Regions from separate parts of the Homo sapiens genome. Here all the other regions are linked to region 1. Evidence: chromatin loops called from intact Hi-C (ENCODE). Cell type or tissue: heart right ventricle. All regions are shown on one strand. Links, peaks and the distances in the headings refer to the core of each region. The heading gives the core; the rest is flanking DNA. Region 1 has its middle 130 kb from the start of LINC02059. Region 2 has its middle 150 kb from the start of MIR4280. Region 3 has its middle 100 kb from the start of MIR4280.

Evidence for each region. Hi-C counts contacts between places; a loop is a spot of excess contacts. Peaks named below come from ENCODE experiments on the same cell type or tissue, not always from the same donor. Only the 100,000 strongest peaks of a DNase experiment are listed, where the experiment ranks them.
Region 2: it touches region 1 in a loop (28-fold over the local background); 51 of 110 quality-filtered maps call a loop at or near these places.
Region 3: it touches region 1 in a loop (5-fold over the local background); 40 of 110 quality-filtered maps call a loop at or near these places.

Annotation. Positions count from the first base shown.
Region 1 is chr5:86,874,984-86,885,361 of GRCh38, reverse strand. It overlaps the pseudogene RPL10AP9. Among named protein-coding and RNA genes, the nearest start is that of LINC02059, 130 kb to the right of the region's middle. RefSeq lists enhancers at 6,681-7,215, 7,208-7,377. In heart right ventricle, for the core only: a CTCF peak has its summit at 4,395; a DNase peak (open chromatin) is centred at 4,381; H3K27ac peaks cover 427 bases.
Region 2 is chr5:86,964,133-86,974,510 of GRCh38, reverse strand. No RefSeq gene overlaps it. Among named protein-coding and RNA genes, the nearest start is that of MIR4280, 150 kb to the left of the region's middle. In heart right ventricle, for the core only: CTCF peaks have their summits at 3,232 and 5,834; a DNase peak (open chromatin) is centred at 6,140; H3K27ac peaks cover 1,156 bases; H3K27me3 peaks cover 327 bases.
Region 3 is chr5:87,007,769-87,018,146 of GRCh38, reverse strand. No RefSeq gene overlaps it. Among named protein-coding and RNA genes, the nearest start is that of MIR4280, 100 kb to the left of the region's middle. In heart right ventricle, for the core only: a CTCF peak has its summit at 4,847 (motif pointing right); no DNase peak of the experiment used is centred there.

The sequences.
Region 1 (10,378 bases), core at 1,850-6,849:
GAAATCCCCACTTCTACTTTTATTCCCTCTCCATTCTTCCTTCCTAATTTTTCCGAGAAACCCTAGGCCCTCATGCTGGTACCTCTTTAATCTTAAGGGCTTCCTCCTGAATTTTCTCACTCAGAGATCTGAAATCCTATCTAAATAACTTCAATTCTGGTCTTTATCCCTTCTTTCATCAAAACTTAGCTGTCCTCAGTCAATACCCTCAGGATATTGCTGTGTAGCAGGTGGTCTAATCTGCTAAAAGTGTAAATGGATTTAAACACCTTTCAAACCACATCATTTTTCCCATAGGCTTGTGTGTACCTTAACTACCCTAGAGATTATATCTCTCTGTTACAGATGTCCAGACTGAATGAAAATTTTACTTCCCATCTCCTTTCTCACTCTGGGCCCTTTCCATATTGTTTTCTTTATACAAAATAAAATGTTAAAGAAAAGGCAGACTCTTTTCCGGTTAGCGCGGCGGCAGAAGCCATGAGCAGCAAAGTCTCTCGCGACACCCAGTGGGAGGCAGTGCGGAAAGTCCTGCACAGGAACCAGCGCTAGCGCCACAAATTCCAGGAGACGGTGTAGGTGCAGATCAGCTTGAAGAAGTATGACCCACAGAAGGACAAGTGCTCCTCGGGCACCATCAGGCTTAAGTCCACTCCCCGCCCCAAGTTCTCTGTGTGTGTTCTGGCGGACCAGTAGCACTGCGACGAGGCCAAGGCCATGGATATCCCCCACATGGACACTGAGGCGCTGAAAAAACTCAACAAGAATAAAAAACTGGTCAAGAAGCTGGCCAAGAAGTATGATGCGTTTTTGGCCTCAGAGTCTCTGATCAAGCAGATTCCACGAATCCTCGGCCCAGATCTAAATAAGGCAGGAAAGTTCCCTTCCCTGCTCACACACAACGAAAACATGGTGGCCAAAGTGGATGAGGTGAAGTTCACAATCAAGTTCCAAATGAAGAAGGTGTTATATCTGGCTGTAGCTGTTGGTCACGTGAAGATGACAGACGATGAGCTTGTGGATAACATTCACCTGGCTGTCAGCTTCTTGTTGTCATTGCTCAAGAAATACTGGCAGAATGTCCGGCCTTATATATCAAGAGCACCATGGGCAAGCCCCAGCGCCTATATTTGAATAAACTCTATTACCAGTAAAAAAAAAAAAAGAAAGAAAGAAAAGGCAGAGTGGGAATTTGCACATAGATTATATTGGTTGGAAAGTATTATGCAACCATTTCTTGAGAATTTTTTCTCTCCTTGATTAGGTGGTAAACTCCTGGAAGTAGTGTCTACTGTTTTTGTTACTGTCATTATTATTAATCTTGTTCAACTTTTATGAATCAAAATAATTTTACCAAAAATTAAATTTTGAAAAATTTAATTTCTTGCTATTAAATTCATTTATGTTTTCATTCCACACATATTTATATTCATATATTTACATATTTACTTATATAATTATAATTCATGTTTTTAAATTATTGTGAATGTTTCACTATAATATTATTTTAGATACATGTGGGCATATTGTTAGGTAATGCACGTATCAGTGGGAATTGATCTAAAGTTTATTTTGCATATTCAGGACTTTCAATGACATGCACATAACTAGTGTTCAGTTAAAATGTTTTATTGAATAAATGTTATTCCAGTAGGCTGAACTATATATGCAGGTTAACTGGCCTTTTACTCATTTCTAGCATATTTATTGTTTGTATGTACTGGCTGGAGTTTATCTGTTGGATATAGATGGGGAGTTACTGAGTTGTGGGAAAACCAGAAAACAAGGCAGGAATAATTAGAAGAGTACTGATGTGCACCAGAAAATGTTAATCAGGCCGGGCATGGTGGCTCACACCTACAATCCCAGTACTGTGGGAGGCCAAGGCAGGAAGATGGCTTGAGCCCAGGAATTCGAGACTAACTTGGGGAACATAGTGAGACTCTGTCTCAATAAAAAATAAACAAGAAAATGTTTAATCAGATTACTACTGTGTTTGCAGAGCGTATACATTTTCAAACAATGGTTTTGAAAAGACTGCTCTGATATATAAAGTTGGGAAGTGCTGCTCAGATATATAAGATTTCCCAATTAATTCCTTTTCCTCTATCTTTTCGATAATTTTTTAATAAAACTATCCTCACGATAAAAATTATGATGAATAATTGTTTTGATTCTCTGTAGGGGCACTATGAATACATTAGAACAATAAGCATAAACTATGAGAGGCTGGTGGTAAACAGAGGCAAATGGTGACCCTCCAAGATATCTTGTAGACATTTTACCTGCATCTACACAGAGAAGGCAACCATTATCAACCTTATATAAAGTAGGGGAAATATGTCTGCCCTCATAACATTTGTGCTTCAACTGGCTAGATATTAATATGTCTTTGAGTGTGTAAATGTCCAACCCTGGTAAGTACATATATTAAAATGCCCTGAAGAACTTTGCAGAATCCTGAGTCAACAACTGGACAGACGTAAGACAGTGGTTAAGAGAATGGGCCTTGGTATGAGACTTAGATTTGAACACTAGTTTCTCCTTTTACAGTTATGTGATTTTGGCCTATTAAACTCTCTGAACATCAGTTTTCTCATCTAAAAAATGGGGATGATAATAATGGTACTTGACTCACAGAGTTGGCCTGCTGATTAAATGAAATAAGGCAGTAAAGGAACTTAGTAGAGTATCTTATGGTGTGTAATGGGTGGTCAAACATGTTAATGTTGGGAGAGGCAGTTGTCATGGGCCACGAGACTCCCTGTCTTTTCCTGCAGGATGTATTCAAAGTGCAAGACCCTGACTATTTTTTATCTGGACCATTTCTCAGGGTTTCTATTAGATACCCTTGAGGGAGAAGTAAGCTCTCCCCTTCAGGACAAAGAGCAGGATTGCTTACTGCTTGCTCTAAAATGCAAGGTGTTCCTCAGCTACAATGCAAACCCAGCTTATATATGTAGCATTCATGTGGACCCTCTTCCTCACCACCCTAACCCTGGGGGCAAGAGGAACTAAAGCAAACATGCGGATGCTCATGCTACTTACTGAACTGTGAGTAATAAATTCTTTTGCCTCTGACCCATTAATCTTGTGTCTCCTGCCAGTATCCTTGAAACAGTAATAGACTAACTTATTAGTTTGTAAGGAGGGTAAAATAAAATTCTAGACCCAGTAGTTTTAGAGATAAGGATAGAATATTGAAAGAGATTGGCTTTCTGGCAGAGGAAGGATAAGAATCCTAAAAGTTGGGTTCAGAGGAGGACTCCTGGGACTGGTAGTGAATGTACTCACTCCAAGATGTAGGGAAGGATGGAGGAGGCAGAGTAAGGGCCTTTCCTTGTCCTAACTGTTAATGAGCCTAGGCAGTGAGAGATAAGGTTGAAACAAGCTGCCCAAAAGGTATATTGGTTATTGTTTACTGTCCTCCAGGGAAGAGGACAAAAGATTGCTACCATGACAATGAAGCAATAAGCCCTGAGGCCCCAACTGAAAGGCAATGTGGCTGTGGTTGTGGAGCCTAGGAATCCAAAAAGTTGAAATAAATGGTGTCAGCAATGATGACCTTGCTATTTGACGCAGACCTTTGGTTGGGCTAAAAATATTGGAAATTTGTTTTTCTGAGCTGCAAATGAGTGGCTGCTGGAAACCTAAAATAAGTGCAAAACTGTTTCTAATGGTGCAGAGCCAGCTGCTGTAGCATATCTTATCCCTGCTGCAGCCCAACTTGGCTGCCAAGGAAGACAGAGCACTAAGTGCAGGGTGACCAAAGGACATGAGGGCTGTTAGGTGGGAGCCACAGTGGGCTGTGCAGGTGCAAGAAGGGGTCCCTAGTCCCAGACACTCAGATGCTGGGAGGTACACAGGGAAGGAAGCATAACTGTGCTTAGGCGCTAATTCTGGAGAGATCAAGGGCAAAGAAAAAGCCTCCTTATCTTCCCTGTTTCCTGTGAGACACTCTCTGCTGCCACACTGCACGCCATGCATTCCTTGCTGGGAGACAATGTAGTCTCCTGGCAGTTGTTGCTATAGCCCTAACTCACATACTTGTTAACTTCTTGGTCTATGTTTCCTTAGGGGAAAATGGTGCTCAAATTCAACCCATGGGAGTTTTGATGGGACTTATCTTTGTTAGTGACATTGTGGGTGGGGCCCAGTGGGCTAATTCAATGTAGTGATTTTTGTGTTCCCACATCTGAATTTAAAATGGAATGGTGTAGTAGATGCCTGCACTTCTCCATCCCCTAAGTGCCAGAAGGCACTCTCTTGCTCAGGGACTGCTGCACCTACTGTCTCCTGCAGGGTGCTCTAGCAGAAAACAATCCTCACAATTATAGACTTGAAAGACTATGGGAAGACTCAGGCTATTTCCCAGTGAAACAGCACCACCTGCCTGATACAGGCACCAAGTACATCCCTTTTGAAATGCAGCTACTGGCCTGTGCAAACACTAGGCTCTTGAAATGGAATGCCTTACTCACAGGGACCCCGTGTGGCTTTTCTGCTTAGTATCTCTCACCCAAAACAGGAGTGGGTTAACTTGAACTCATGACTAACAAGATAGGTGGGAACCCACAGGCCTCACTAAATGGAAATGGCATATTCATTAGTGCAGCTAGCCTGGCCCGAGTGTCATCTCAGTTTTACATTAAAATGGAATTAAAGTAGCTGGAACAATGGGATCCTAGATTCAAAGAGGCTTCACTAAATGATTGGGCCTGGTGCACTGATAATTCAGCTTTAGCTGGACACCTGATGGTGTCCACTGAGCTGCTGCCACTCACTGTTCAGCGTCAAGGTCAGCTATGTGAAACCAAAAGCAGACACAGTCAATCCTCTTGGTAAGCAAACTTAGGGCAGTCCTCATAGCCTTGGTCAATCCCCCTTTGTTCAGCTTTGCTACATTTCTGTTGACTCCTGGGTCGTTATTAGTGTCAGAGCCATCTGGTCTGTCACTTCGAAGATCTCAGACAGGGAGATTAAAGACACTCCTCTTTAGAGCCAAGTAGCTGATAAACCCTGTGCCACCCAGGTCATCATGACAGCAGACATGACAACACAGCCACCATCATGGACTGGGCACATAGTAAAGAATTCTATGTTTCTGATGCAGAAGCTACCAATGTATATTAGACTTTTGATTTCTGTGAAAGTTAACTCATTTGTTTTGCAGAAAAAAAGAAAAAAGCCACATGATGCGCTGGCCCTGTTTACTCCTGAAAAATTGCATGCATTGACCCTTGACTCTCTCTTGGAGCTACTGTTGGTGTCTTACCACTGTTAAAACTTTTTAAGGTTTTCATGTTACTGTCTCATCTCTGGCAACATTGCTGTAGGCTTTGAAATTAAACTGTGTCACGTTTTCTGCTTTCCAGCCCACCTGGAGTTGAAAAATAGTATGCCCTTAGTACAAAAGGTTAGTCTAAAATGGGCTATTTATTTTTTTTTTAAGACGGAGTCTCACTCTGTTGCCCAGGCTGGAGTGTAGTGGCACAATCTCAGCACACTGCAACCTCCACTTCCTGGGTTTAAGAGATTGTCCTGCCTCACCTCCCGAGTAGCTGGGACAACAGGCACCTGCCACCATGCCCGGCTAATATTTATATTTTTAGTAAAGAGAGAGTTTCACCATATTGGCCAGGCTCGTCTCAAACTCCTGACCTTATGATCTGCCCCTCTCGGCCTCCCAACATGCTGGAATTACAGGGATGAGCCACCACGCCTGGCCTCAAAATGGGCTAATTATTAAGGGCCATTTATCTGATGGACATTCCACATTCTACACCATCTACAGGCATCTGGTATTGTTGAGCACTAGAAAGACTTCTTCAAAAATCAGTTCAAAGATATTTCTGACTCCCCCTCATCACATCCTCCTACTTGACACATCTTAGTAAGGCAGTTTGGTCACTGAATGCTGCTGTCCTTAGAAAATGTTCATCTCTTTTTGGCTGTGTTCAGGGTAATGTTTTGGAAAAAGACAGTAAGAATTATCTAGACCTATTTTGAAAATTCAGGACTCCTCCTGACTACTCCTGGGCATGCTGCTGCTTTTTTTCCTCTAACTGCAAGCAAATCTGCTATGTGTGCACTCTCCATCTGGCTCTCTGCATTACCCCCCATAGGAAGTAGAGCAAAACCAACATATCATGCTGATGCTCATCAACTTGCTGTGCTGTGAATACTAAAATTATTTGTTTTTGAGCCAGGAGTCTTGTGTCTTCTACCAGAATCTATGAAACAGTAACAAATTAATTTATTAGCATGTAAGGGGGGTAAAAATCAAATCCCAGACATCACAGTTACTGATAATAAATTACAAATTTCTATTCTTAGATCACAGGTCTGAAATATAGGTGGCTGAAGCCTTCGCAGTACCATACCAAAAGTAGACTTAAAGTAGACATGTGTCTAAACCTTACTCTCAATAAGAAGTAAAATCAGTGAAAACTGCTTTTATTTTGTCATCCTACTTTTTTTTTAAGCCAATGATTGGGTGCTATGTACATTAAAGAGAATCTCCTATGAAGGTCAGCTCTTAAATTACAAATTTTATGAATGTGAAAGTGAGATGTTGAAGTTCGGGAAAGCTCTTCTGTTATTATCTACTCAAAATTTGTGAAGAAGAATTCTGCCAAGAAGTAGATTCACAATTGAAGATGCTTAAATTAAGACATGGAGAGATGATCATAAGAGAATGAGTATTTAGTAATACCTGGGATTTTGACTAAGCATATATTTTCATAAGAATTCTGCTTTTCAAAAAGAATTTATCTTCTTACAGCTAAGATTGCACAATTACATATGTGCCTTTGAAAGAAAATAAACACTAGACCACTTAAGGTCTTGAAAAATGTCTGAAGTGCTTCCTCATTGCTGTTTAAGCTGTGCAGTCTCACTGTCCTGCTGTTTACCACCCACTGGCCAATCAATTACAGTCAATCAGCAAAGAATAGCAACAGTTACCAACAAGAGAGATGACATGCAGTTTAAACTGCTGACCCATGAGCTGTCCATGAAAGGCACAACCCTGAAGAAATACATATTTGATTCCTATTTGGATTCTGTGATTTATTGCCTTCATCACAAAACATCACATAAAGGGTGAGGTTCAATTAGAAAGAGACAAATTTTGTTTTCATTATTTTAAAAAAATATTAAGCCAAAAGTTATTTGATTCAGGAGCATGGTTCATCTCTATCTTTGCAATTTCTTGGGTATGTCCAAGCCAAGTGATGATAAAAGCTTGTTTGTTCTAGTGAAGAGTCAAAATCCTTCGTTCTGATTCTAGGTTAAGATCTTTGTTTTCTTATTGATTTTCCTCAACTCTCCCTGACATTAGTGAACTATGAACTTGGTTTGGCAACCTATAGGTGAGGTACAGAACAGAAAAGGGGACTTTTGAGCTCAGAATCCAGTAATCATTTTGACTTGCTAATGAATGATAGATTTAAACTTCCAGGTACACCCAATAAATTATATACATACATACATGCATCTATACATATATACAGACATACACACACAGTTTTACTCACCTATTGTTTGATGAGTTTTTATTTGTACTTAAGTATTAGATTTTTATATTCTTATATAAATTTTAAACTTCTAAATTTACATAGTTTAGGGTCACTTACCTTTATTGATTTCTTTCTTTTATGCCATATCTATTATTTGCAAACTACAACATAAAGCTTTATGGGAAATGAGGAAAGGAATAATATAATCATGTGATCCTAGGATTTCCCAGGATTTCCCAGGATTGTATTATCAGGAAAGGAAATAATACAAGAATACCATGCCAGGTTAATGTCAGAGGTAAATATACTATAATAAAGATGAAGCAGCATTGTTGTCTGGGGTAAATACCCGAGGTTCATTGTCCCACACCAGGGAAATCGGGGACGCAGACACAAGAAGTAAGTTTAAGAGCGGATGTTTAATAGGCAAAAGAAAAACAGAATAGCTTTCTCTCCTGCAGAGAGAGAGGAGCGCCTGAGTAGGTCTTCCGTTTTTGTGGTGAAATGCATGGGGTTTTATAGACAGCTTGAGGAGGCAGTGTCTGATTTACACAGGACCCAAAAGATTGATCAGACCAGGTATGATGTTTGCGTAGTGCACAAAGAAACTGGCCATCCCACCCTAATCTTCTATTATGCAGATGGGTTCTACCTAGCTGGTGCCATGTTGTTTGTTCCTTACTGTGGGTTCTCCACCTGGCTGGTGCCATTATGTTTTTTCCTTACTGTACATGTGGTTGACAAAGAAAAGAGAAGATGGAGCCACTATGTTGAACATGCCTGGTCCCCAGGTAGCCAATTTTCTATTGGCTCAGCTGCCAGCATTTACCTATGAAAGCTTTTAGCTTGCTTATCTATGCTTACAGCTTGACTTCTCAGGCTGCTTTCTGTTAGAAAAGAAATCATTTTGGGGTTGCTTTTTATTAAAAGGAAAACTTATGGAGGACTCTCTTACCCTCACTATCTGCCTAAATAATTTCTTTCTAGCTCCTGTATCAAAGAAACCAATGAAATAATGTAAGATTTAGAAAGTAAAGAGGTCACTTTTGGCTTTGGAAGTGAAACGTTTATAAAGAACGGTGTTTAAAGCTGGGATTCTGATGGTTGGTGACAAGAAATAAAAATAAAACCCCAAGACCCCCAACAGACTGAAAAGATGCCCTCTTGGCCAAGGGGACTCCACAGTAACCTTGAAAACTGAGCTTTCGACCATGTCTTGGGATGACAGATCAGACATGCCCCATTATACCTCCTTCCTTGCTAACTGCCATTAGACTTTCTTCCATAAGGGATAAACAAAAACCAGTCCTTTCAAAATACTCCACCACTTGTATCAACCAACCACCTGCCACTGCCCCTTCTTTTTTTTTTTTTTTTTTTTTTTTTTTTGGCTTCATACCAATCAGGGAGTAGTTCTGGACAGTCTATGGAGAATGTGCAGTAAGGGTTTTTCGTGTCCTCTGTTTCAGCATTTGATGTCACCAAGCCAAAAACTCCACCTTTGGATCATGCTGATGCTGGCATTTTTTGCACAAGAGACCCATGAAGGGGTATGAAAATCAATTGCACATGCGCGCATTTCTTCTTCCATAAATATTCACAACTCCTCGTACAGCTTATTAAATCTATATATGTGCCACCTTGCTCAATGTAAATTCCTTTTCCTTTTGCCCCTCCCTCAAAGTGTCTGTGTCTGGCTTCTGACTGGAGGCTATGCTTTTCAGCCTGTCAGAATGGCCACCCTGCAGACCAGGCTGCAACTCTTTATGAGAAACAAAGCTCTCGTTTCCAAATTTATGAATCTCATCATTCTTCAGTTGATAATGATAAGGCTAGAATACTTTTTTTATTTTTTGAGACAGGGTCTTGCTGTGTCACCCAGGCTGGAGTGCTGGGGCACAAACATGGCCTTACTGCAGCCTTGACCTCCCAGAGTCAAGTGATTCTCCGACCTTAGCCTCCTGAGTAGCTTGGACCACAGGTACATGCCACCATGCCTGGCTAACTTTTTCATTTTTGGTATAGAGAGGATTTCATCATGTTGCCCAGGGTGATCTGAAACTACTGGGCTCAAGCAACCCTCCTGCCTTAGCCTCCCAAAGTGCTGAAACTACCGGCATGAGCCACTTGCACCTGGCCAAAGATTTTGACTCATTGTGTGGTTATTTATTAGAGCAATACTTTAAACAACTTGTAGTTTTAAAAAATTGTATTCCAAGAAATGTGACTGATAAGTACAATTTGTTCATATCTCAAAGTATGCAAGTTTCTACATAGAATTCTAACATTCTAGTTTAGGATTTTCAGACACTTTGATCATGCCCACAGAAATAAACATATTTTACATCATGACCTAGTTATACATATACACATATATTCAACTACAGCAAAATTTTGATAAAATAATGTTTATACTTATATTTAAAAAAAATTTTTGAGATATAATTCATATAGCAAAGCAAATTCATATAGCAAAGCAAATCCTGTGTGCAGCTTAATGAATTTATACATGGGTATATATAATACCTATCATGTTACCACAGCCTCAATCAAGATATAGTACATATTGAGGCCCCCAAAAAGGCTTTCTCATGTCCCCTTACAGTAAACACCCACCCTACTCCCAAAGAGGTAAACACTACTTGAAGGTTTATCAACATAGATTAGTGTTGCCTGTTTTTGAATTGCATGTGAATGAAGTATCTGAATTCTTTCAATCAACATTATGATAGAGCTACCTACTCTTATTTTTTATTTTGAATTTCAGATAAACAACTAATAGTTTTTTAAATTGAGATATAATTCACATACCATAAAACTTACCATCTTAAAGTATACAATTTAGTGATTTTTGTAGG
Region 2 (10,378 bases), core at 2,791-7,790, 88 kb before region 1:
TAGAGTGACATTTCTAAAATATGATATGATCATAAGCTTCACTAAAATTCTTTACTATCGCCCTATCTCCTTAAGTATAAAGTTCCAAAATCACTGATGAAGGATATTAGGACAGTTATGATCTGTCCCTTTCTGACTCTGTAGTTTTTGCCTTTTCTCTAATTTCCCAATCACACTTTTACCTCTAGCAATTAGGAATGCCTTTTTTGTTTTTGAGTCAATGACATTTTCTCATTTTTGGCATAATTTCATTATTATTTATGATCTTACTGTTATTACTTGGTATAACAATTCCTACTCATTTTTAAATACTGAAGTTTAGAATCTGCTGTTCTGGGCAGCCAGTCTTGACACCCTTAACCCAAACCTCACCAGTTGCTGATTTGGTTCTCCCTCCTCTGAGCCCCACAACTCCACCGAATTATAAGAAAACCTGGTTTCCTCCTCTAGATCAGGAGCTATGTAAGGGCAGAAGTCTTGTCTTTTTCATATTTGTATGAATGATTCTTAGCATAGTTCCTGGCACATAATGGAAATTAATATATATAAAATGAATTACTAAGTGACTATAAATTAATTCTCTTCTTTTCTCTGTCTTCCATTACTGAGGGCTTGTCTTTCCCAATATAAAGACCTTGTCTTCCAAATTCTAAACTGTTCTTATCCACTGCCAATAGTATCCAAGTTAATGTTTTTATTGATTCATTCACTTTGGTCACTTTGGGTCTTAAAACTTAGAGTTCTTTGTCTGTACTTTGGAGGGTAAATTGTGCTAATGAAGTTATGAAAAAATATCACTAAAATAAAATTGAAATTTAAAAAGGACAAAAAGCTATTGAGAATAACTATAAATCTGCAAATTTTAAGTACTGGTATTGAATTTCACATCTGACAAATATTCAAACATGAATGATGGTATCCATTTCTAATGTCACTACAGTTATAAACTGGGTGGTAGATGTACAGGTTCCCCATGTTTGTTTCTATAATACAAACTGAAGATTGCTGGGGCTACCTCTTAGGAACACAGTAATTATCCTACTCTGAAACATCCTCTTCATTGTAACTTTTCTCTTGGTGGTAATGAATCAAGAGAGAATAGATTTTATATGGATGTGTATTTTGTTTCAGATTCATGAGCTTGGGCAAGTTATTTAACCTAAGATTCAACTCCATCATCTGTAAAAGGGACAGATTAATAAAGTCTAATTCATGAGACTTTGAGGATTAAATATGTAACTTCATTAAAAAACTGTATAGTGTCAGGCTTATAGTGATACGTATTTTGTGACTTTGGGTCTAGATGCCTGAGCAGCTGTTTGAGTGGAATCTTTACCTGTTATGCTCCTTCTCCTTGTCATCTAAAGGAATCTATTCTCTTTTTTGTTCCAATTTTCTTCTAATCCCTATTCTCCAAAATGCATAAACTGGGCTAATTCAGCAATCTGTTTCATGATTCAAACTAAAAATTTTCTCTTTCCCTGCAAGTCAAGAAGTCTGCTTATTCTTAAAATTATCGCCAACTCCATTAGTCTGTATTGAAGGTTAGAGAGGGGTTTTGCTTATTCTTGAACAGTTAAGTACTTAGTTACCTATCCACACATAAATTGTGTGGGATTGCTACTTATATACTCACCAACACTATCACCTGACATTTGAATATTGCCAATTAACCTATAAATACTTTTTCATGAAATTCAATCTCCTTTTGTAACACAGACTATATGTTTCAAAAGATTTCAGAATAATTCTTTACATTTGAATTCTTCCATATATTTTGATTTTCATTGAAGTAGTCTTAAATTTACTGAAAAAATAAGTATTTTATAAGACATTTTAACAGTTACAATGTGTAAATTACTGTATTAATGTTCCTAGAAACATGCAAACATAAATAAATAATGATTTTTTTCTCCTCAAATTTCTTACAGCCTAATGAGGAAAAAGACACACGTGAACATGTAACTATAATTTCATTTTAATCTAAGATTTCTAAGTAAAAAGATAACCAATAAGAATAGAATTTTATGTCAAGTTTTACATTTTAAAGGTCAGAATGATAAAACACTTTATTTTGAAATGTAAACAGCTTCAAATTATCAAAATAAATCTTTCTATGAAGTTGTAGAAGGGTATGGTGAGCTGCTATTTCTAAGAATTATTGGTTTTTTTTTGTAATTCTATTAAATTTATAGAGTTGAGTTTTGTGAAGTCTTCTTTTTTTGAAAGTTTGTTTATCTGGGTGGCAGAACATGCTAGCATTGTGGCTAATTTACAGCCTCCTGCAGCTTTTAATTTTAAATCTGTTTGATACACTGGTTTTGTAGAATAGTTTATAGATTTGGTTATATAAACAGTCATTTTTACTCTTTCTTTCCATTTTAAAATTACCATGTGGAAATTCCTTCAAGTTTAAGAAATAGATTATTGTGCACTAAAACTTAGAGTTGGATTTAAATTGGCCTTTTTTTCAATAAAGTAAACCAATCCCTTCGCATGGTGTGTTATTATTACCTTCACTGTGGTTATGCTTCCTGGCCAAAGAGACACAGAGATTATTTTGAGAACATATCCCCCAAATATACAAAAATACCACACTTAAAATTTCTAATCAAATACACCAACATTATGGATCTCAGAAAACACCTATGTCCAGCAAGAATTCTCTCTAGTCTCATTGCCCACTCACTTGGCCACAAGAGCAAGGACTCTGCAGTGGTAGGAAAGATGGAGTTTCTGGACTGAGAACTGGATGCCAGCAGGAGAGGTGAGATGGTCATTGGCATATTGGGGAATGTAGGGCTGGTTGATCGGGGCACATGAGAAAGTTCCTATCCTCTCTCCTGACCTCCTTTAGTGTTTCTCTTCCTCTACTCCATTGAAGACTCAAGAACTCTGTTTCTGGAGCAAATTAAAACTCCTTCCCTTCTCTCAGTACCACAGAAGACACAATGGTGTCAAAATGAGAACAGGAAGAAAATGAAGAAGAAGCATTAGAATTGTGAACATTGGTACAGTTTCATTTTGAGAAATCTCGTAATAAAAGGTATTCTTGAGAGTCAATGAAAACTAAATAGAGCCAGGCTCTGGCATTTGCTTACACTTTCACGCCTGTTGTTCTCTTGCACAATTTTAGTCACATGACTAAAATTCTTTCTTTCTTTCTTCTCTGAGGACATCTAGAGTCTGCATTTGAGATTCCAATAATAAGGTAAAATTTATTTGCTGTACATGGATCCAATCAAATCTCTGCACTCCTTCTTTTATTCTTATCCCTCTCACAAGGACATACCTGAAATACGTTTCATAGTCCATGGCCGACTGTCAGAAGAGTGGTTGAGCATGGTTTTGAAGCAACAAATCTGCCCCCTACTGATAGTAGGCAACCTTTCATAAATCTCAGTGTCCTTATCAGTAAACAGAGATGATGATAGTGCACTGCCTCCTAAAGTCACTGTGAAAATAAAGTATGGATTGGGCACGGTGGCTCACGCCTGTAATCCTAGCACTTTGGGAGGCCGAGGTGGGTGGATCACTTGAGGTCAGGAGTTTGAGACCAGCTTAATCAACATGGTGAAACCACATCTCTACTAAATACAAAAAATTAGCTGAGCATGGTGGCGCATGCCTGTAATCTCAGCTACTTGGGAGGCTGAGGCAGGAGAATAGCTTGAACCTGGGAGGTAGAGGTTGCAGTGAGCCAAGATTGCTCCATTGCACTCCAGCGTGGGCAACAAGAGTGAAAACTCCGTCTCTAAATAAATAAATAAAATAAAGTGTGGCAAGGTATGAGAAGAGCTGAGCACAGAGCCCAGCATAAGAGAAGCGCTTAATACATACATTACTATATTGTTTTTACTAAGTCCCCTTCTTTTCTTTTTTCCATGTTTTTCCTTTCATCTTCCCCTTTCTTCACCACTATTGATGTTGTAATCACCACAGCTTTGTCGGTGGCAGTGCAAGGCACTGAAGTGAGAAGCTGTATATGGAATACATGAGGCGGCTGGGTCTGTGACCATTACCTCCATTCACTGAGATCAGACTGCCTTGTGTATCTAAATAAACAGCCATTGGAAAAGGATTGGTAAGATACACTTGCCACCATATTTTTCCATTATAAGCTTTTGATCAACTTCCATTCCAAGTGGACAATTTACCAGAGTGGTTTGTAGTTATGAAGATGAGAGAATTCTTCAACTCATTTTCTTATATGAAACTCTCTGACTATGGGTTGAATTTGTTTAAGGGAACTTACCTGAGCTTGACAACTAATCACATGTACATTTTTATTTTAAATATTTCATTAAGTGCCTTACATGATGGAGTCTCCTATTTTAAGGTGCTTTAGAGTAGCTGTCTCTTTTGAGAAAGGAAAAGAAATATTTAAAATTAAAATTTTAAAATTTACATGAACTGATGAGTTATAACTCAGAATTAAATGCTAATTTGGATAGAGCAAGAAGAATTAAGTACATTTATAATTTTATTGTATAATTAATTCATCCTTTCTAATAAAATCAGCACAATATAGGAAGAGGTTAGAAAAATACAAAAAAGACCTATTATTAACAACAAATCTGGTGTGCATTTTGCATATTTTTTTCTGGCCTTTGCACATATATTTTTAAAAAATATGACTGTGGCCGGGTGAGGTGGCTCATGCTTGTAATCCCAGCACTTTAGGAGGCCAAGGCAGGAGAATTGCTTGAGTCTGGGAGATCAAGGCTACAATAAGCCATGATCAAATCACTGCATGCACACCAGCCTAGTGACACTGAGACCGTATCTCAAAAAAAAAAAAAAAAAAAAAAGATTGTATTGATGTTTTTTTAAAAATTTTGCTCTTTTCATTTAATACCAATTTTTGCTTAAACACAATATTCTTAATGATTGCTTAACATTCCATTGCATGAATGTACAATAATTTATCCACTTCTGCTAGTAGAGGCATTTATCTCCTTGTCAGTTGGACATTTACTTTGTTTCCAGTCTTACAGTGTTATAAATAAGTGATATTGAATATCCTTATACCTAAATATTTATCTTTATTTGGGGGAGTGCTTTAATGGAAAGAATAATGATGCCAATGGTTTCAAATGGAACTTTTATAGTATTCTTTAATTTTAATTTTTGAATTCAGCAGAAAAGCATGAGTTTTGAAATAAAGCTGAGAAGGATCTGCTTAAAAAGAGGTGGCTGGTAAAATAGCTGTAACTTCAGCATAACTTTGACAAAAATTGAACCAAAGATTTAGCTGAGGAGGAAAAAGAAAGGAAAGATATGGTATAGAAAGGACAATATTATAATTTGAAATAAGGAAAGACAAAGAATCAGGTTGTCTGTAAGATTCTAAATAGGATTTCAAAAGTAATAATGCTACAGACTTTTATAAAAAGAAAAGATGAGAAATTTTGTTTATGTATTATGTTTTAAGAAATTATTTGACATTCAGTTACATATATTTGCATGAGTGATACTGAATTTTAGAATGGATTAAGAAGAAAACTAAATTAAAACCCATCATTATATAGATGGTAGTAGAAATAGTGAGACTGACAAAGACTGATTCATTTAACACACATCCATACAGCATTCATTATACAGAAAATGATGTGCTAGGTGTTCAAAGGAGTAGGAAAATGAAACTTCAGGGGCAAATGATGAGGTGGTGGGTAAATAGAAATAGCTGCACCAGAAAAACGAGTTTATTTAAACTATATTTGAACATATTTTAGTTTTAGTCATGGCTATAAAGTAAAACATGTAAGAATGGGAAATCAAATATTGCCAGCCATCTCTTGTAATAATTAAGAAAGGAGAATAACCATGAGGTGGTGCTATTCAACAAGAAATCAGAAATCACAGCTTAAGAATTTTGATGTTTATTTTGGCTTACTAATTCTCTAGAAAGGCACACTGAAATTGTTAAATCTTCAGGAAACAAACACTGGGAATTTAAAGGGACAAATTACTAACTGCTCCATCTAACTCATTTCCTTAGGCCATTTAAATTTTTGGAAATATTGCAAATAAACGAATCTGTGGTTTTCTGGAATTGGAACAAGAGCAAAGCTCAAAGATACTCAGACAGAATACTTCCTGCCTTGGATAAGCGCCTGCCGTGGGGCCATGGGCAGGTTGAAAGGCAGCCCACGAGGAACAAGAGAACAAAGGCCCTTCTATTTTCATGAGTTTACATTTGTCAGTTTCTCCAGTGGGTGAGACACCTCCATGTGTTTGGCAGAGAGTGGTTTTGGACTGAACCATATGGAATCTTTCCTGAGACAGGCATTGGTTGATTTACATTAATATAAAAGCAAGTGATTTTAAAAAAATATAAAATGGGGCAGTGACACTGAAAAAAAGAATAGTTTCACTTTAGTAACTGACAATACTTTTTTTTTTTTTAAAAAAGAGCCATTTTGAAATAAGCACCAAATGTGCTGTGTATTTTCGTAAACTGTAGCTTATAAATTAGATTAACTATGTATTTCATAAGACTTATATAAGGCTGAATATGGTCTAAACTAGTATTTAAATTATACCCTTCCCCTCCTAGACAATTCTTATGGTTTCATAAATATTACATATGGCCTCTAGAATTAAACCAACTTGGTTTACATTTGAAAATGGGGGTTAGGGAGAGAAGGCCCCATAATAAAGTTTTTCAACTCAGTAAAAAAGTTTACAATGTCAGTTGGAATTTTCAAAACATTTGGGAAATACCCAACAGGAAGATAGAAGCCAAGAAAATCACTTGGAAATAAAGAAAGACATATAGAGGTAAAAATAAGTCAAATTAAGAAAAATGGAAGTGCTTTAGGCTTGCTGAATGTTTGGGTGAAGAGTTCTGTGAAGTTTAGTGGCTCTTTTGAATTTAAGAGGGATGTTCCTATTTTGGTATAATGGGAAAACATAGTTTCCTCAGTAGCTGGCACATCTATCTCCCCTCAACCCGTAAACCGTCAAACCTGTCTTGACTGCTCCGAACTGCTGGGTTTGTCTCGTGCGGATGGAATCTCAATCTTTCTTACCTACACCTCAGAAAGGAAGCACTTACAAGGTGAGGCTAAATCTGAAAAGTAGACAAGGGGATCAAGAGAGAGGAAAAATAAAAAATAGGGAGTTAGGATCAAAGGAAGATTTTGCCCCTCTCTGGTCCCTGATCAGGGAACAGAAAGCAGAACTTCCCAGAGACAGAGCATTTTCTTGATTCTGGCACTTTTTCAAGCCGTAAGCTCTATCGTGCTCTTTCCTTCACTGCTAACTGCCAGTGATGTACCATTTTCCCTTTACAGTTTTTTTTTTCTTCCAGCTTTTGTACTCTGGTTTCCCAATTCAATATGCTGCAATAAGGTCATCAGATTTTTCCAAATTATCCAGTCAAGTGGTAATTTTTTTCAGTCATCTTATTTGTTATCTGGTTCAATCATTCATTGAAATTTGACTTCCTTTGAGTTCTATGAGAAGCTCTCTCCTGTCTCTCTTCCTGACTACCTGAATATTCTCTGTTTCCTCCTCAACTCTTGCTACTTGAATGTCGACTTTTCTGGATTTCAATTTCAGCCTTTTCCCCCTCCAGTTCTACCTACTTTTACAGGATGAGCTACTTATCCTGGGCTCATCTTCTAATTCTTCGTTGATAAATCTGAAATCCATGCCTCAAATCACAAGTCTTTCCCAGAGTTGCAGATATCAATATCTAATTTCCTAGATGTTTTATGAACATCTTCATAAAAATATCTGCAGGCACTTCAAACTCAGAAAGTCCCATACTGATATCTGGCCTTTCCTGCCGAATCTTCCATCTCTTTTTGATTTTATTAATAAAGAGAGCTTTACAACTTCCCTAGCTAGAAACCTTGGATTCATCCATGAGTCTTCTCTCTCTTATATCCTCCAACTCATATCCATCAGAAGTCTTTGGAATTACATGTTTAAATATATTATACATTTGTGCCTTATTTATCTTTGTCCATATTTTATTTTATTGCTTTCCTGAACCATTGCAATAGCTTCATAACTTGATTCTTTTCTAGTCCCCATTTGGTCCTTCATACAAACTAGTACCAGACCTAACCTTCCAGAAGACAAATCAGATCACAAGTCACACTTGCATTCTTATAAACATTCTATGGTTTCCCATGATCCATTGATTAAAATCCAAATTTTCTCACATCACACTTAAGATTATTCATAGTCGGGCCTTAACATACCTTGTGTCTTATGTCTCCTCCCATACATGTAAGCCACCCCAAATGACTCTTCATCATGCAAATTCTAATATCTCTGCCTCAAAGATCTCTTTCCCCGTTTTCCACATTATGTTGATCAAGACTCAGATCAAATATCAATTCCTCCATGACACATATTTTTCTAGTGCCTAATAAGAATTCTGTGTTTGTTATTTTTCTAAAACTGTAAGCCTGAGACTTATAAAGGATTTTAAGTAATTAATTAAATCACTCATTTATTTTGTATCAACATTTATGAGTAATTAATTTGTGTCAGCTACCAAGGTGGGCCATAGGAAGAAAAAAGTGGAGACTCAATCTCTGCCCTTGAAGAACTTACAGTGTATTAGGTAATGAAGAATAATAAATGCATTTTTATGATGCAATTGTCCACCTCAACACAATTTGTCCACTCTTTTACCTCCATGAATGACTGAAACATTATTTCCTTTTTGGTGACAAAGGTCAATTGTGTGCACACAGAACAGATCTCTTCTCTTAGGCCTCAAGTACATGTCTAAGACTCAGCCAACTCCTAGTATGTTTCTTCTTCTTTTTTTTTTTTTTTTCTTTTTTACAGCATAAGCAGGGCTTGCAGGACTAAATTTGTTTTCCTCTCTCCTCTAAAACTGCCATACCATCATTTGGTTTACTTGGGCTTGACTTTTTTAATTTTTTTTTAAATAAAGATTTTTGTGGGTACATAGTAGGTGCATATATTTATGGGTTACATGAGATGTTTTAATATAGGCATGCAATGTGAAGTAAGCACATTATGGGGAATGGGGTATCTGTCCCCTCAACATTTATCCTTTGAGTTATAAACAATCCAATTACACTTTTAAGTTATTTTAACATGCAAAATTAAGTTATTATTGACTATAGTCACCCTATTGTGCTATCAAATAGTAGGTCTTAATCATTCTTTTTTTTTTTTTTTGTACCCTTGCCTTGTTTCTTGTAAACACAAGGAAGCAGGTGCTTTCATTAGGTGAGTTTTACTATTATATGATCACAACTGGGAAACAGACAATGGAGAATAAAAATAATACTCAGGGACTATACCAAGTTTAACAGGATCTTCCAAAATTAGTGTTTGGCATACTGTTGACAAAGTAACTGGGTGTCCCATTGGTTTTCTGCTTTGTGCTTTTATTCCAAAAAGTAAACTCACCACACTTCCTCTTTCTTTCTAATTCTCACTAAAGGGCTTGCTTACCCCATTCTCACTGGAGGTCTCTTTCCGAGAAAGGAGGCTGGGAAGATCTACCAGAATAGCATAAAGAGAGCTAAGTTAATCATCAACTTAGGTGCCCCTTCAAATTAAGGAGGTGATTCACACCTCTGTCTGTCTTTAGACACAAAGATATCTGAGTCTCTGTGTCCCCTGCCTCACACAAGATGGTTCTTCTTTTGTCTCTACCTTACAGAAACTTATTCTAGTGGTTCAGTTTACACTTTTTCTACCCTAACTTTCTCTCGTATTCTCCCTGGGAACTAACAGTAACCACCTTCCCTCCCCTCTTCCCTTCTTTCATCCTTTTTTTTTTTTTAAAAAAACTGCTTTATTGAAGTATAATTGATGCACAGAAACGGCACACCAAACTTGCTGAAGATGGACATATAGAAACACTTATGAAACAATCACCACAACCAAGGTAACAGACATATCCATCGCCTCCAAAAGTTTCCATGTGCCTCATTTTTGTTCTTATTGTAACAATGGGATCTACCTTCTTAATTTTTATTTTTTTCCTGAGACAGAGTCTCACTCTGTTGCCAGGCTGGAGTGCAGTGGTGCGATCTCAGCTCACTGCAACCTCCGACTCCCTGGTTCAAGCGATTCTCCTGCCTCAGCCTCCCGTGTAGCTGGGATTACAGGCATGCGCCACCACGCCCAGCTAATTTTTCTACTTTTAGTAGAGACGGGGTTTCACCATGTTGGCCAGGATGGTCTCGATCTCCTGACCTCGTGATTCGCTTGCCTCAGCCTTCCAAAGTGCTGGGATTACAGGCATGAGCCACCGTGCCTGGCCCACTCTCTCAACTTTTTAAGTGCACAATACAGTATTGTTCTCTCTGCATAGTATGTTGTGCAACATATCTCTATAAATTATTAATCTTGCATAATTGAAACTTTATAT
Region 3 (10,378 bases), core at 2,765-7,764, 130 kb before region 1:
ACAGACACTTCTCAAAAGAAGACATACATGCTGCCAAAAATCATACGAGAAAAAGCTCAACATCACTGATCATTAGGGAAATGCAAATCAACACCACAATGAGATAGCCACTGACTGGTGTGAGATGGTATTACTAAAAAGTCAAAAAGTAACAGATGCTGGTGAGGTTGCAGAGAAAAAGGAAGCTTACACACTGTTGGTGGGAGCGTAAATTAGTTCAACCATTGTGGAAGACCGTGTGGTGATTCCTCAAAGACCTAAAGACAGAAATACCATTTGACCCAGCAATCCCATTATCAATGGTTTTGTAGGGTGGGATAACTGACAGCAAGAGATTAAGAAAAAAACTTTTTTTGGGTACCGAAAATGTTCTACATACTAGTTGTCTGGTACTTTTTCCTTTATATAAATTATATCTCAATAGTATTGATTATGGAAAATTTAAAAATATAATTACTGCAGAAGATGTGTTCACAGAAAAAAGGTTGCAAAGACTCAAATAAGTCAAATGCCATGAAAGACAGCCAGTAGATGTAAGATGTAGAGTAAATCACACACAATCTCAAACAAACTAGGGATTTGGATGGGGTATATGTCATAATTCTGTGGAGTAGAGACTTAAAATTCATTTCTTAAATCTATCAAATTGTCAGCTTTATTTGAGCAAACATGTGTATTTTAGTGGCTTTTGGAACATATGCTGCCTTGAAAAATAAATCTGCTTATGAAACAGAATATAACATGAGGCTACTTCAAGCATAACTAATAATATGTTTATGTGCCCTCCATGCATGTTGGAAAGCTAGGTGTACAACCACTTCATGAACAAATACTGAGGGACATTTTAATGTGTAACATGCCCTAATAAGTAGTTTGGAATAGTAAAAAATTAGTTGACTTAGCTCTTAAGCAGTGTTTAAGGTTAGTTAAAAACACCAAAATAAAAAAAATACCAAAGATATATTTTGTGTGCAGAATGCATGGGATGCACATGTGACAAAAGTTGTAGAAGTTCAGGAAAAGGGAGATCACTAGATGACTGTTTCCCAGAGTGTGAGACATGCACACTGGTAGTTCTCTGGATGAATTTATTTATATAATTCTTTTTAAGAAACATAGTCTTGCTCTGTCACCCAGGCTAGAGTGTAGTGGCATGATCATAGCTCACTGCAGACTTGGACTCCTGGGCTAAAGTGATCCTCTTGCCTTAGCCTCCAGAGTAGCTGGGAGGACAGGCATGAACCACCACGCGCTGCTAATTTTTAATTTTCTTTTTAGGTGGGGAGGGGCATCTCAATATGTTGCCCAATGCTGGTTTCAAACTCCTGGCCTCAAGTGATTATCCCATCTTGGCCTCCAAAACTGCTGGGATTACAGGCATGAGCCACCATGCCCAGCTCCCCTGGATGATTTTAGTTGTTTCAACAAATAAGTTTCAAACCAAGGAAATAATTCCCTTGGTCAATTCTCTTCTAATTCCCTGAAAATATGCCAAGGAAAAAGTCCAAATTTGATGCAATCACACCTTTAACGCATCCTTAATATTTTTTAACTTTTTCCTTCTTCTTTCTCTTTTTACAGTGAAAAAGCAGAATTAGGATCATGGCCTTTAGTAGGATGTAGTTTGTAGCAAGAATTTAAGAAAAAATAGTTTGCATCTTATTCTCTTTAGAGTTATTTTTTTGTTTTTTTATCAAATAATTGTTTTTGAGTCACTGTGTTTGTGTCTCATGTACAAACCTTCTACTATGTTCTGCTTCTTCCTCCTTTATATTATTTCAAAAATCTGTGAGGCCACAAACCAAAGCAGAATTATATAAGAACAACAAAACCAAAGCCAAAACTGTGTCAGCAACTTTTTATAAAAGAAAAACATTATTTGCAGGATTTAAAATCTATAACTTTATCATTCTCCAAGTTTTATACTGCTTTTATAAAAATGAAGCAAAATGGAACACACACACAAACACAATGCTTCAACAAAACAAAAACTCTTCCAACTTCTGCTTTAAAAATACTGACTATACTGGTTTGAGTCTGACTCATTGCTGATATTTTAAATTTAGGAAGTTGAACTTCTTTTGAAATAGTAGGAAAAGGTCAGTTTTTATCTTTGGCAGATTCTGATGTCACTAGGGTTAAATGTCTAAAATTCAAGTATCCATATTAAAGTTATCCAAATCGTAAGAAAAAGAACTAAATAGAACAAATAGAGTTAATAAATAATATTAAAAGCCACACATTACTAAAACCTTGGCTACCTATTGAAAATAAATTACTTTTCAAAATGACCTGTAATTTTTAATATGAATGGCTCATTCTAATGGTGATATTTATTTCACTTTTCTTTTTATTCCAAGAAACTAGTTTTCAAAACCTAATATACTGTTATATACTTAATGATGCCTCATAAATATCTTTGGCAAAGAAGTGAGATAGTTTCAGAAATTGATAAAGAGTTTTAGGAAATGTAGCTTGGCGCACAAGATAAAGCTTTACACTTGTCTCTGAATTTATCTTAGTAGCATTTTTCAAACAAGTCATCCATACAATATTTATCAATACTGTGTTCTATGATATGTATGCCTAACTAGAAACTTTGAGAAATTTCCTCCATTATGTAGTTTAGCTTTCACTTACTATATAAATTTGAGAAAGAAGGTTCTGATTTGGTAACTTACATTATTAAAAACTTATTTTAATTCCTTGGAAAGATCTTGCCCCTTCTGTTCTATTCTATGAAAAGTTGTGGGTGGCGTGTGGATTTCTTTCTCTGCTTTACTCAGCACAATCTTACTTTTCTAATATTTTCTGATGTTTATCTCAATCATTGTCCCGGAGAGATTCTCCCCTTTCTGCCACCTGCACCTAACAGGGGAATTTTTCCGAAGAACTTTTTTTTGTGGATTTATCTGCATCCATGGGGTACAGATTTTGTCATAATAAGTTTCAAGAAGAGAAGTAACTCTTATAACTCTAATGACTTTTAGTCTAAAATGAAAGTCTAATAAGAAAGTATTTTAATACACAAAATTATTTTAGCTCATTTTAGAACAGTCATTGTTATGTTGCCATATATAATATTGTGCTCACAAATCAGGCATGGTGGCTCATGCGTGTGATACCAGCACTTTGGAGGCCAAGGCAAGAGTATTACTTGAGCCCAGAAGTTCAAGGCTTTGGTGAGCTGTGATCATGCTACTGCATTCCAGCCTAGGTGACACAGTGAGACCCTGTCTTTAAAATAAATAAATATATATATAAAATATATATACACATATATACACACACATAGATGTATATATGTATATATATGTATATATGTATAAATATGTATACACACACAAAGACAGAGAGTGTGTATGCTTAAACTTAGTCAAGAAATAAGATTGAATATTAAAGAATATTGAATAGGCAGGAAAAATAATGCTAAACTCAGTCACAATATCCATTTCTAACTCTTGGGACTTGCAGTAGTCGTTAGGACAACTTTCTCCCTGCCCAAAGAATTTCAGTAACAACTGAGTTGATTTATTATGTAAGAGCTAAACTGTTTGAGACAGAAGCACTAGCTGATATTACATGAGAGGTCTGAAAATAAGGAAAACAGCAAAACTTGCTGAGGGAAAATACTACATAGTAATTGATAGGATTTCAATGTTTATTCACTTGTGGGGGGTAATTTTGTCACAGAGAAAAACATGCTCTTTAGGTTAAAAAACTATTTGAAATCAGTTTTACTTTATCTTTCATGATATTGAGTTTCTTTAAAGACTTCTTTCATTAGTTTAAGCCTTCTGTACCTTTTTTCTTGACATGAGTCTCAGTGTAAAGACTACATATTTAATTAAGCATGGTAATCTCCAGGAATCCTTTCATTGAAGAGTTGAGAAGATTGTCATATTTTATCAAGATAAAATTGATATTTTAAATTTAAATAAAATTTACGATTTCATGTTTTTACATACTATATAAAATATTAAACTAAAATATTACTTTTGTTATTTCAAACTTCTTACCGTATTTTTTCACATTGTTCAGAAAGTTGTGTCATGCTTATCCATCGATATTGTTCTTTTTTTGTATTTAGATGAGATATAGTTAATTTCACTGAGTAGGGACGAATAAACTGAAGAACTTATAGAAGTTAGAGAATCACTTTTTGATTACCAATGAGGACAAATTCAGACAAAATTTCTTTAAATAGTTGAATGACAGAGTTGGATAGAGTATAAGAAAGAATGCTTACCAGTAAGAATTTTCAAAATAAAAATGGTAAGTTTTGCTTTATCTTTCCAGGAGGTATTTAAAGTTGTTTTTCTCCTTGAAGGTGAGAATAAACATTATATACCCCTCTAGGTTTCTATCTAGTTTGCCTGTTAATTTCCTTGTAATTTAAGATCCTACTGAAACTGGAAATACAAAGAAGGAAAGACATAAGTCGAATTAACATTAATCATACTTTAAAGCACAATTGTTGAACAAAGATATAATTATATTTTAAAGCTCAAAGTATTTTTATATAGTCTTTATGCACCAAATTGAAACCTATATTTAAAAAAACTAGTTTATGTTTTTGACAATTATGTTTTAAATTTTTGTTTTTTTAGTGACTTATTTTTAGCTTTAAAGGAAAACTCTTTTACATGAAGATAAGTAAAACTGTTATAAAATGTTTGTATATTAAAAACTAGAGAGTAAAAAAGTATTTATTTATATAAAAGTCATTTAGTTAATATTTATGCTTTGTAATAAATAGTGCCCATAAGTTTTTCGGTAATGTTACATTGTAAGAAAAATAATTTTTATTATTCTGTATTATTATGCAATGTTCAATTGTATAATAAATCCTGAAATTCATTTTAGAATGAAACACCACACGGTGGCAGTGTTTACTAAGAAATTGCTGAAGTATGGGGTCATCACAGGGTTGAAAGTCCTTTATGCTGCTGTACCCTTTTGTGTCTGTAAAATTGGCCATCTATTTCAACTGTTAAAAATGAATACTAGGCCGGGCGCGGTGGCTCACGCCTGTAATCCCAGCACTTTGGGAGGCCGAGGCGGGAGGATCACAAGGTCAGGAGATCGAGACCACCCTGGCTAACACGGTGAAACCCCGTCTCTACTAAAAACACAAAAAAATTAGCCGGGCGTGGTGGCGGGCGCCTGTAGTCCCAGCTACTCGGGAGGCTGAGGCAGGAGAGTGGTGTGAACCCGGGAGGCGGAGCTTGCAGTGAGCCAAGATCGCGCCACTGCAGTCTGGGCGACAGAGCGAGACTCCGTCTCAAAAAAAAAAAAAAAAAAAAAGAAGAATACTAGATTCGTAAGGGTGGAAATGGTAGATACTTTTTTATTTATAAAATGTTTTATGTATTCAAAGCCTAGTGTGGTACCTTTCATAACAGCGAAAAAAAAGACAATATTGGATTTAGTTTGCTGATTCGTATTTTGTACATGTGCTTACAGATTAAAAAAACACCAGAAGAAAGTGCAGAATAAGTATTAGCTAGAGGTTAGAATTTGCCACCAAGGTGTATTTTAAATATTCAGAACAGTGGTTAGGTGAACAGCAGTGGGATGAACAGCCCAATGAGTATTTTGAAATGGGAAGCCATTTAAGCATAAATATAGTGGACTAATATCCACAAGCCACTGAAAGCGGAAGGACGAGACTGAGGAAATGCTGACACAGAACCTCTCTCCTCCTTTCTTGACTATTACACTCCCATCTTTGCCAAAAATCCATCACTGAATATTTCCTTGCCTGTTGAAATAATGAGTTCAACTGTTGAGACCTTAAAATGCACCTATATTTGGAAACATTTTCTTCATTTTTCACTTGGCTCTGTAGTAGGATAGCTTGTACACCTATCCTGCACAAAGCTGTGACTAAGTTGCTACTAGGTTTTATGATCTTAAGACTCTTCAAATAATGCAAATAATGCCCTTCTGCATTTATGTCATTTGTCCATTTAATTAATCCGTAAAACCAGTTATGAAGTGCTAGATTTGTTTAAAAAAAAAAAAAGGTAATTTTTACAAGCAATATAAAATGATTTCTGTGTGAAGGAATTAAATGTGAATGCCCTGGTGCTACTACACAAACTCCAACAGGTCAGGGATCTTAATTTGTTGAGCTCGCTGATGTATCCAAGCACCTACAAGGTGTTTGATGGAAGCAGGTGCTCAGTGAATATTATGAGTAAATGAAACAAATAAATCTGTGAACTTGTAGCAAAGTAACCAAATCACAAAGCTTTTTTTTGGATGAGGAATATAATGAAAGATAGCATGACATTGAAATAGGAGCTAGAAGAATGAATAAATAATTCACTTCATTTCTAAAATATAATTCCAATTTCTGGGTCTTCAGTAAATAGAAAATAAAAATTGTTTATAAAATTTTAAAGTCACATAGAGTAGGAGTTAACTGGAAATTGTAATTTAATAATCATCATATGTAAAATAAAGATATTGATCATAATCTCTATGAAGTTACATTATAAGAAGGATACAATTATTTTGAAGATTTTTTTTTGCACAAAGAAATAAAGAACAGTACAAGGTTATGGGTAGGAAAGAAGAGTCAGTGAATTTCAAACATTAATATTAATATGACCTGAATTGTGCCTTCTGGCTGTTAGAGCTTAAGGACTTTAATGCCCTTACTTCGATGTTGTTGGAATGATGCCAGTGATAAATGCTGGCATAATACTTACGGGCTAACTAATGAAATGTATTGACTGACTTAACTTCAATTATTTACCTTTTATTATGTATTCAATTTTGGTTGCTGTTCAGTTAGGCAGCTGTTTATTTTTATTATTTTTCTCTTTGATGATAAAATCCTCTCAATAATGAGCCCATCTCACTTGGATGGATATATGGAAGCTTTTTCCAAGTGGGTGGGGACAAAAAATTATAGTTTTCAGTCTCTGGCATGATAGTTATAGGTGGGAAGCAGGCACACGCTTCTTCCTGTTTGCTTTCCCATCCGTTTCTTTCTTTGTCCATTGGTCTCTGTTGACCTCTTGTTCTCATCCAACTATATAAGCTGGCTTCTCCCTTCTTCCTTAGAGATGATCGATTCCAAGGCAGCCTCATTTGAACAATAGCCTTTGCATCTTAATGGTAGGAACTCCAAAAACAAAAGGAATAAAATTCTTGTGAGACATATTGCTTAAGAGCACAGATTCGAGCTGACTTTCTGGACTGGAAATCCAACTCTACCACTGCCAGATGTGTAATTTTAGGCAAATTACTCAACCTCTTTGTGCCTTGGTTTTCTCATGTGTAAAATAGTAGCTAACTGGTGGCAGAATTGAATGAATTGTATAGGTAAAGCGTCTAGAATAGTGCCTGGTGCATAGCTAGCATTATTTGACTGTTGGCTCTCTTTGGGGCAGGATTTTTAGCAACATTGTGTAGGAGAGGTTGTAAGGACCTTAGAGTTTCCTAACATTTGTGACTTTAAATCACTAATAAGGTACTTGCTTTATCTGAGAATATGGCCTCAGGACTATACAAGTATTTGAAAGAATTTTTTTTTCCACAAAGAAATGAGAAACAGTATAAAGTCATTGTAGGAATGAAGAATCAGTGACTTTTGAACACTAATATTAATATAACCTGAGTTGTGCCTTCGGGCTGTTGGAGCTAGAGGATTTTGATGCTCTGACTCAGGTATCATTTGAATGATGCCAGTAATAAATTCTGGGATAATACTTAGGGGTTAACTATGCAACTGTAACTTGGGTTGGGTTATTATTACCTGCTCTTTCTGGTTTTGAAAGAGTTTAAGAGGCAACAGGTGTTTGGCCAGAACACTTCCTTTAATTCACAGAAATGAATGCTCTAAAAGTGTTTAAAGCTTTATTATACTGAAGCAATTTCTAATATTAAGAAATTAATCATATATTACTCCTCAAAATATTTTTTCAATAAGCAGTCACAAGATTTGCTATAGATAGATATATATTCACATATGTTTCTGATACTTAAACATAATGCTACAACTTCTCTAGAACATACTGGTGATCAAATGTGAATTTTTCTTTTAGGAGAAAAATTGATGCTTAATCTTATTATTCTTATTTGCATTTTTTCTATGTTAAAAAATTTAACTATTTTTAGTTGACATTAACTTGGCCTCTCTGCAAAATATGTTCTGTATTATTAAGATAATTTTATGTCCATTTGTTTATATTTATAGTTGCTAAATCTGTAACTTTCTAGTGCTTTTTTTTTTTTTTTTTTTTTTTTTTTGCAAAAGAAAGAGGGTCATGATGCAGGATCTGGGTGAAATTAGAGCAATAATATTCATGGAGAATGTGAAATAGTAGAAAAACAGAACAAAGACTTATGCTTAGCTATATCCTGGTGGCAAACTAAAGCACGGAGACTGTGTCCTAAGTCATAGCCAATCTTGTTCTCAGGACTAGTTACATGATTTCTGGGGCCCAGTTCAAAATAAAAGTGTAGGGCCCCTTGTTATAGAGTTACTAAGCGTTTCAAGATGGCAATGTCAGAGCATTAAGCTCAGCACAGAACAAACATCCACGAAGATGGCCCTTGTCCTTATATTGTGCCTGGAAAGTGTGGTAGGCTTTGAATTGCTCTTCCTTGCTCCTTCCTCTCAGAGAACAAATATCTTCAAAAATAAATGGGGTTTCTTTAAACTAAATATCTATTGTATGATGTCCAACTGCTGAGTTCTTGGCAGACACTGAGAACCTAATCTGTGATTACTTCCTTCGTGGTTTTAAAGTATGTTCTTAATACCAAATAGATGGTGTTTATTTATAGTTGAGTAGATTCAGACAATACTCCAAATATTAAGTGTCTGCCATTCAAAAGGGCTTGGGAAAACTAGGAGTTTATTATTTCCTTAACTAAATCATTCTCTTCTGTGAATCAGTAAAATGTTGTAGACTACTTACACTTTCATGAAAACATAAACAGTATGGCTAATACTCCAAATCACGAGGCGACCTGTTTTGATTGCTCACAGTTTTATCTGTGCTCTTCATGCCATAGACCAGGCTGTTGGCCATACATGGAGAAGCATATATAAAACTCAAAGTGCTATCTATTTTGGAATTCTTTTAGTGCTATTTTTCCCCATAGGAAACACACTTTCTTTCTTCTTTGCCAAATAGGGAGTATGCTATATCCAGTTGCTTTTTTTGTAGCAACATATTGAGCTCATGAACTTTGGAATCATTTCATTAATGTAGGCTGAATGTTACTGGAACTGAAATACGTTAAAGACAGGAAACGTTGTGTTATATTTTCAGCATTATTGGTATAAATGAAAACCTTAGCTCTATAGCTTCTCATTTCCATTTTTTCTCATCTTGCTTAGGTACTTTCACATGCAAATGAGAAAATGTAATCTTTTTTGTATTATGTAAAAGTTAAAGTACCATTTAATTGTATGCTCATTTATGAATTAGAGGTTATGAATTTAAATCCATATATTATAATGCTGGCTTATAAATAATGATCTCATATAGAAGTTATATGCCCCACGTAGGTAGCATATGTTCTGGACACATTGGATGGACTAGTTTTATGCCAATACCAAGTCATCTCCAGGTGGACTCCTGTGGATATGCGTTAAGACATCTAGGTGGCCAGTGTAATAACTTAGTCCAGAATTGATGGACTAAATCATATAAGAATAACATAAAAGTTGGAAGATTAGAGTTCAGTAAATATAAATCCCTAGGGGGATCTATCTATCTATCTATCTATCTATCTATCTATCTATCTATCTATATTTCAGTTTAGAGAATGATTAACAAATAAATCATAAATGTTTATGATCATGTCCAAATCTACCCTCTGTACTCTGAATGTGTTACAATACTTGTGCTTAATAATTTAACGCAGAAGCAACAGAAACTTTCTAACTAGCAATCTACACAACAGCTTCTATTAATTAAATTATCCATTAACATTTGTGTCATTATTAGAAATTGGAAAATTAAATTAAAGCCAGCAATTTTTAATTGGTACCACAGGTAAAGTGTGTTTGGACTTGTGTTTAATAGGGCAGTGAGAATGAGGTATGTATAACACAAATTAAACAATTGTGCAGTTACTAGGCTAATATGTAGCAAAAGAGTTAATAAAAAATACTAGTTTGGGACACTGGTTAATGTTTAGTTCCATGTAAGACAAGAAAAACACAGAGTTGAAATTTGAAAGTAATGCCACATTGTATCTGGTTCACAGTGACCACTTAATACATATTTGCTAAATCTGATGACAGACAAGAATTTCTGAGGTTTTGGTTCACATTTTAAGAGTTAACCAGCAAAATCTCCCTCTTTCCTGCTGTATATTCCCATACTTACACTAATGTCCCCTTTTT